Linked DNA regions of Mus musculus: region 2 is linked to region 1. A link is a contact called in ENCODE Hi-C data. All regions are on one chromosome and are shown on one strand. The core of a region is the stretch at or near the end of the contact, and the rest is flanking DNA. Distances in the headings are between cores, read along the strand shown.

Evidence for each region. A loop is a pair of places that touch in the nucleus more often than their neighbours do.
Region 2: a loop to region 1 is called in a map of T-helper 1 cell, with 31 times the contacts of the local background. The contact joins the promoter of Spcs3 here to the promoter of Zfp42 in region 1. A Hi-C loop is called at or near these places in 2 of 37 maps with a recorded cell type or tissue (T-helper 1 cell and T-helper 17 cell).

What each region holds. Positions count from the first base shown.
Region 1 is chr8:43,305,491-43,309,109 of GRCm38, reverse strand. Zfp42 (zinc finger protein 42) reads left to right here and starts at 2,101. Exons shown (of 4, transcript NM_009556.3): 1 at 2,101-2,269.
Region 2 is chr8:54,528,492-54,532,463 of GRCm38, reverse strand. It overlaps Spcs3 (signal peptidase complex subunit 3 homolog (S. cerevisiae)), which reads left to right and starts at 2,466. Exons shown (of 5, transcript NM_029701.1): 1 at 2,466-2,701. The coding sequence starts at 2,559.

The sequences.
Region 1 (3,619 bases), core at 852-3,351:
AAACAGAGTTGGGTTCCTTGGAGCTAGAGTTCTAGATGGTTGTGAGCTGCTATCAGGGTCCTGGGAATCAAACCCAGGTCTTCAGAAAAGCAGAAATTATTTTTAATTTCCACAATATTATTGTTAAGAGCAGCTAATGGATAAAATTTCAGCAGTCCAAACATTTTGTTTTGTTTTGTTTTGCTGTTGCTGCTTATATGCTTGCTTGCTGCGGGGTCTCATCCCTAATCCAGGGTAGTCTGTAATTCTCTATGCTTTGTCTCAACTCAAAAATCTCCCTACAGTCTCAGCCCACCCAAATGCTGGGTTTGCAAGCAAGAGACATGAAAAAATTCTCATTTTAATGCACTTGAAATGACAGCCCGCTTCTCTTTTGTGGATGAATTGCTTCCCCAACTTATTTTGGAGAAACAAAATTTCCCTATGTCCCTATGGAAGCAAAGTTCCTATGTCCACAGATGAGTTTGTTCGTTTAGTGTTCCTTTGGAGTGTGGGGAGGGACTTGGAAAGGAAAGCAAAATTGCAATGGGACAAAAATTAATAACAACAATGGACGTGTGAGGTGGAACAAGGACTCGAATGCTGGACAGGATAGTCCTCAGATAGTCTGAGAGTCCTTGCCACAGCCTCACCCTGATAGGAATGAGACCTACCAAAGGAGGAGTTACACTTTAATCCAGTTTGTCCAGTGTTTTACAGCCCAGGCTAAGGCTCTGATAACAAAAGGGTGTGGCTCAGATTCTGAGTACCTAATGCAAAAGAAAGGCCTTCTGCTTTCTCCTTGAAACCTAAGCATAACCTAAAAGGGAGGAAACTGAAACAGGGCCTCACTTTGTAACCAGGGGGGTTCTCTCTCTCTCTCTCCTCTCTCTCTCTCTCTCTCTCTCTCTCTCTCTCTCTCTCTCTCTCTCTCTCTCTCTCTCTCTGTCATACACACACACACACACACACACACACACACACACACACACACTCACATCCACACACACTCACATGCAAAGGCAGTCAGAGAACTTGTTGAGAATTTGCCAATGTGTTTTGTTTGTTTTTTGTTTTTTGTTTTTTGTTTTGTTTTGTTTTGTTTTGTTTTCAAGACAGGTTTCTCTGTTTAGCCCTGGCTGTTCTGGAACTCACTTTGTAGATCAGGCTGGCCTCGAACTCAGAAATCCGCCTGCCTCTGCCTCCCGAGTGGACCACGCCGGCTGCCAATGCATTTTTTAAAACGCCTAAATGAAGTGTTCTGGAAACCTGGAGTAAAGCAGTTCCTTGTTCTGTCTTCAGCCACAAACTCACTTCCGGGGATGACAGGAGGTTTATCCTACTTCCATTCAGAGGAATGAGAGACACTTCATAAATAGTCAAAATTTCATCAGTCAAAAATTTTTTTCGATCTCACAACTGAATTTTATTCAAAAGAAGAAAAAAAAAACCTAGAATAAATGACCGATTCCTCCCTGATAAGTAAATTACAGAAAAGCTCAGGTTAAATGTAAGAGGATCTTAAATATTGATTTGGTTTTTGTCTTAATGGTGCCCGGCGTATTTATACGAACCATTAAATTTCACTAGACCGTTTGTAGTCAGTGGTGAACGCTGCATGACCCACGCTCTCAAAGTGAGTTGTGTTGCTTTGCGGGAATCCAGCAGTCACATTAATGCTGGAAAAAGTTCAGGCAACTAGTGTACTTTGTAGCGGGGTCCGGGAGAGGCTGGGGTCTAGAGTGGCGATGGGACGAAAGTGTAAAGAAAGTTTTCGGTGTGTGTGTGTGTGTGTGTGTGTGTGTGTGTGTGTGTGTGTAGGTAGGTAGGTAGAAACTGCATCCTCTGCTTGTGTAAATTCGGTTACAAGTCTGTAACAGAGGTACTGAGATGTGACTGAGTCTCAAGGCCAGGCGATCGGGATTCTGAAGAGGCATTTGCATAACTGAGCAAGAGTCTTTGCCCCACCCTTCCACGCCGACCCAAGACAAGGGGACAGCTCTGGGTGGGTCACCTGAAGGGCCAGGGGCCCGCCCACATCCCCGCCCACACCCACCTTGAGCGCTTCTCATTGGGCATTCCAGCCTACCCAGCTCGGAGTTAGTTACTCCGTAAGTGTGGCCGGAACAGAGTTCGTCCATCTAAAAAGGGAGGGGTCCAAGGAGCTGAACTCCTAGCCGCCTAGATTTCCACTGTGGCTCTGGGTACGAGTGGCAGTTTCTTCTTGGGATTTCAGAAAGGAAACCAAGGAGGAAATAGGTAGAGCGCATCGCATCGCTGTGGGCATTAGGTAAGTCCTGTTTCATGAAATGGCTGGGATTTGTCTTTTTTCTCGTTATGAGGAAAGGGAGGAGGGAAGGGTTTGAAAACCAGCAATTTAGAGTTTTGACTCTTCCAAATTGGTGAAGATCTTGGCAAATAAATGCTGGCTTTCAGACTGCATCGATCACCAGCTACCTTGGTCCATTGGCCATCACGTTTTCAAACATATTAAGGAGCACAGTAGATGCACATTGAGGAAAGTGGGAATTCAGGTTGGAATCTCCTTGAAATTCTGTTTCAAATTTTGTTCCAAGTGTTCGTGTGCTTTTATCTTATCTCAATTCCCTAGATCTATTTTATATGAAAATGTTTAAATTAGCGAGGTAACAGGGCACCTACCTTTTCTCTCCACTTACCTCTATAAAATTCAATAGATTATTCTAGAAAAAGAAAATCGAAGAGCATTTTTTTGGCTTTGTTTTGTTTTTGTTTTTGTTTGTTTGTTTGTTTGTTTGTTTTTCGAGAAAGGGTATCTTTGTATACCCCTGGCTGTCCTGGAACTCACTCTGTAGACCAGGCTGGCTTTGAACTCAGAAATCCGCCTGCCTCTGCTTCCCAAGTGCTGGGATTAAAGGTGTGCGCCACCACCGCCCGGCTAGAACAGCTTTTTTTTAAATTACTGATTTTCTTTACTTAATTTTCCAGTTTCCTCACTCCATTTTCCAATCAAGCATCCAGCCGGAAAGAACTTCCTCTTGCTTCCTACAGTCTGCATTCCAACCTTCAGATTGCTTGGTTCTCAAATTGCCTGAGGAGTTCCCTGTTCACTGTTGTCCTTTAGTAGTAGATCCAGAATAGTGGTTTAACTTAACACCCTATAATGGTTTCCTTTGGTGTTGAACTGCAACGCAAATGGCTTTCCGTAGAATTCCCAGGCTCCTTTGCACTTGGACCCTGGCCGCCATACTACCGACCAACTTTTCTAAGAATTACGACTTAACACCGAGTGGTGGCGCCGGCGGCCTCACTTGGCCTGTAATCTCAGCACTCCGGGAGGCAGAGGCAGGAGGATCCCTTTGAGTTGGAGGACAGCCAAGTCCAGAAAGCAACTTCCAGGACGGCCAGGCTGCCTAGAGAAAGGATCCCTGTCTCGAAAAACCAAAGCGGGGAAAGATCGACTGCTTCTGTGGTGACTATGGCTTCCTCCTGTAGTAAATATGACGGCCTTCTGTAGTAACTTCGGCTTCTTTCCCTACTTAAAACTTTTATCCTAGGTTCCCTACAGCCATGATTCAGTTTCTTTTTTACAGTGTCTGCATACTGCTTGCTAAAGCCGGGGATTTGGGGGATCTAATCTCACCTCTCCGGGGACGGTATT
Region 2 (3,972 bases), core at 1,217-3,716, about 11 Mb before region 1:
AAACCCTGGCCAACAATTCAAAAAATGCTTTCTCATGTACTGGGTTTTGTGTTAAGTGGTCTTTGGATCCTAGAGGGAGCATTTTCAGCCCAGAGGAGAAAAGTTCATCAAATCTATATATGTATTTTTATACAATGAATTACATGCATAATAGATCATTTTAGGTAAATAGTTAACAGTATGATTTCCTTTGGCTTTTTTAGAAATCCTTTTTGTTTTTCTTGTCTTCCTCCCTTCTTGCATTTACCCCTTTTCCTTCCCTGGAGAAGTGACCTTTACCCTTCCCCTATCAGATCACTGTACTCTGCCTTTCCTCTTTAACATCCTCCCACCTTCTGTATACATCTCCCTCTCTCCCTAAGAACCCCTCTTCCCAGTTCCCTGATCAGATTACTTGTACCCTGCTAGCCCTCTCTCTATTGCTCCCCAACTCCCCAGCCTTTTAATGCTCCTATTTTGCTTTCTTGGTTTCTACAAGCTATGCATTTACATTGGAAAATTTGGAACTAGGAGCATCCAATGAGAAACAACAACAACAACAACAACAAAAACATGTGAAGTTTCTCTTTCAGAGTCTGGGTTACCTTCCTCGGTATGATGTTTTCTAGTTGCATCACTATGTGCAAAGTTCATGATTTCATTTTTCTCTACAGTATTCACAGACAGGTTTTCTATAATTGTTGAGGTATGGCCATTTGCTTGTATTGTAATGCTAAGTGTGGGTCCCCAAGACTTGGAGAAGAGGGAGTCTAAACCTAGTGAGCTGTGTGACCTTGCCCCCAAGTTATTTCATTGGTGAATAAAGATACTGACAGCCAATAGCTGGGCAGAAGAGACATAAGCAGGTTTTATGGTTCTCGGGCTCTGGGGGAGGGGGTGTTGTTGTTGTTGGGAGAAGCACAAGCAGAGAGAAGAGGAAAGGAGGAAGAGAAAGTTAACAAGGGTTAGGAGTCATGGCCCTGTGGGCTTGGAGTTACAAGCAGCCCACATGAAACATAGTAAGTAAAAACTCTGGGTTATTGATAGGAAAGTAGATTCTAATACCACAGAGGATGGATATCTGCCCAGCTTTTATGCTGCTTAGAGTTTAATATACATATAAAGGTTGTGTGTGTCTTTTTATCCAGGAACTGAATGATCAAAGGTGGGGTTAAGACCCCAATTGAGATTAAATATCTCCACAGCATCCAACAGGCCATTACTTTCCCAGGTACACTTCAGTCTTTTGTTTCACAGGTACTTCTTTACCTACTGGGAACAGATTATTGGGTGTGTCTTACATATACCTCTAAGTGTTCAGTATATTTCATAGCATGTATCCTGGCACTCATCATCTGTAACAAGAGGCATCCTTTCTCTAAGTTACTCTATAGTAATAATACTAGGTAGTGTGTGGGTTGATTTGTTCTGTCTCACCACATACATGGCTTCCTCATTTTGTCTCTAGCACTATGTAGCATCCCTCAGTATTTATACCTGTTTTATAATTTAAGCTGCTGCTTTGATTTTGATAACTTTACTCAGTTATAAACCTCAGTAGGGTTTATACAAAGTGATCAATATACTTTTGTGTCTCACTTGCAGCACAGTAACTATTTATTAAAACCTTCCTTCACTGAATACAGTGTGGCTACCCGAGAGATTGAATAACCAAGGTTTTAAACACATCTAAAGACCACTCTGACTATAACTGCTACATATTTCATTTATTGGCTCTATTCTATTTGAGCCAGGGTCTATTCTGTTACACTCTCCATTCGAGGCCTAGAATATGCACTAGGCAATTCTTAATGATCCTGCCTGTATGCTGTATGAAAATTAATTGCATGGTAATGACTGAGAGGAGTTTAATCAATATCAGTTTCTCATTAACACCGTTTCATGGTTTACAGCAGCTGTTGTACAACAACCTATTTTGGATAAGTGGAAATATTTGGGATTGTGGTATAAAACACGTAACTTAAGTAGAGGTTCGGTTCTCTGTTGAAAGCAAAGCAACAGGGATTTGACTAATTGTCTAGTGCGAAGGCTGCATACCAACACTGGTGTCCCTGACTGCTATTTAGGTGCCTGATTGATTTCATTTTTCCTCCTTTCCAAAAATGTCCAACTTTACCAGCTTTGATAGAGGTGAGCTGGGACCACGCGTTTTGAAAAGTGACTACCACAGAACAGTTAAGGGGCCGCTGTCCCTATAAACTTAACTGAAGGTCAACTCGCAAAATGCTACTTCCCTACCAAGCCACAGAGGCCATGGAACAACTGAGCAGTGGAGGAGGCGGGTCTCCCCCCACACCCCCGTGGCAAAGCCCAACCCCCGTGCTCTTTGATGATTGGCGGATTCACTGAAAGCACCGCCTTCCGGCGCGTGCACGGCCGCCCAGTGGGTGGGACCCAGAGGGTGTGGGAGCGTGCGCGCTCCCGTCGGAGGACCGGAAAGGGGGCGGGGCGGGACGTGCGCACCCGATGCGCGGGTGGGCGGGGACTGGTCGGCCGCGGGAAGCAGAGCCTGAAGTGCGAGTGTGGGAGCCGGGGCCCGGGAGGGAAAGGTCGCCACGATGAACACCGTCCTGTCGCGCGCGAACTCCCTGTTCGCCTTCTCGCTGAGCGTGATGGCGGCGCTCACCTTCGGCTGCTTCATCACCACCGCCTTCAAAGACAGGAGCGTCCCAGTGCGGCTGCACGTCTCGCGGATCATGCTGTGAGTGCGGCCGGCCGGCCGGCCCCGCCCGGGGCTGTGTGCGCGGTCCCCGAGGGCTTCGCCGCGGGCCGTCCACTCCGCGGACGCGCGTCCCGGGGCCCTCAGACCCCAGCCCTGCGCGGTCGTCTCCCGAGTGGCCTGGGTCAGCGCTCCCCTTCCTTCCTGTTCTGCACGTCCCTCACCCACCCGGGCCAATGAGGGAGCAACACAACAGCACACCCACACCCGCGCTTCCGCCCGGCGCCTCCCCGCCTGCAAGCGCGCGTGGGGACCTCAGCCAGTCCCCAGTCCCCCCTGGCCTGGGTGTCCATCCAGGCGCCTCGGTGGGTGGCTCTGGTGTCACGTCCAGCCCCAGTTGGTTCTCTTTGACAGTCCCTGAAGACGTCTGTCTGTCCCTCGTGGACACACTACTTGGCAGCTGCTGCCTTGAAGTTAGGATGTGCAGGATGCACAGGGGCGGTTTAAACATCCCAGTTTCTTGTTATTTTTAACGTCATTCTTTAGCCAGCAACCTGAATAAGTCTTAGGAGACATTAAAAATAGAATTTCGAAATGACTGTTCTTTTCCCGTACTGCCTGTTTTATTTATAGCATTTCCCTCCATTTTTCTGGCACTTTTATCTTTCACGCAGTGGTTTTAATTCCTGTATGCTCTGTGTGAACTGTCCTCTACAATCTGCCCGTTCTTTTAGCCTTGGTTTACTAATTTGTTTGTCAGAATCACCAGTAAGTGTCTCCTCTTACTACTGCTGCTGCTTTTGATTTTTCATTTTTATCCCCAACACTTTTTGTTAGGTACTATTGGTGATTTAAATAGACGTAGCTTAGATACCGGCCCTGCCATCACCTTCTGTGGTGACCTAGATAAACTTGAAACATATTAAACATTGTGATCTTAAACAGGTTTCTTGCAGTCGCAGGTGTTAACATTTGTTGTAAGTGAAGAAAGTCACTGGAAGGATTGTTGTATGGATTTCAGATAATTGTGGAAAGTGCATGTTGGCTCTGACATATGGCATGTGCTTATAATCAGGTGCTGCGTTCCAGATTATCTTGTGGCCTGCTCCGCATAAAGTATTTGTGTTTCCGTTTTTCTTTTTAGTTTTATTTTTTTCTCTTCCCTTGTGTTCTCTCAGGGCTCCTCGTTAGGCAGATGAAAACCACTGACTGCCTTCTCTTGTATTGAATTATAATATTTATTTTCAGACAAAAGCTTACTCTTAAGTTTACGATTTCGCTGTTAAACTTGGGTGTGACTTCTGCACACAAGG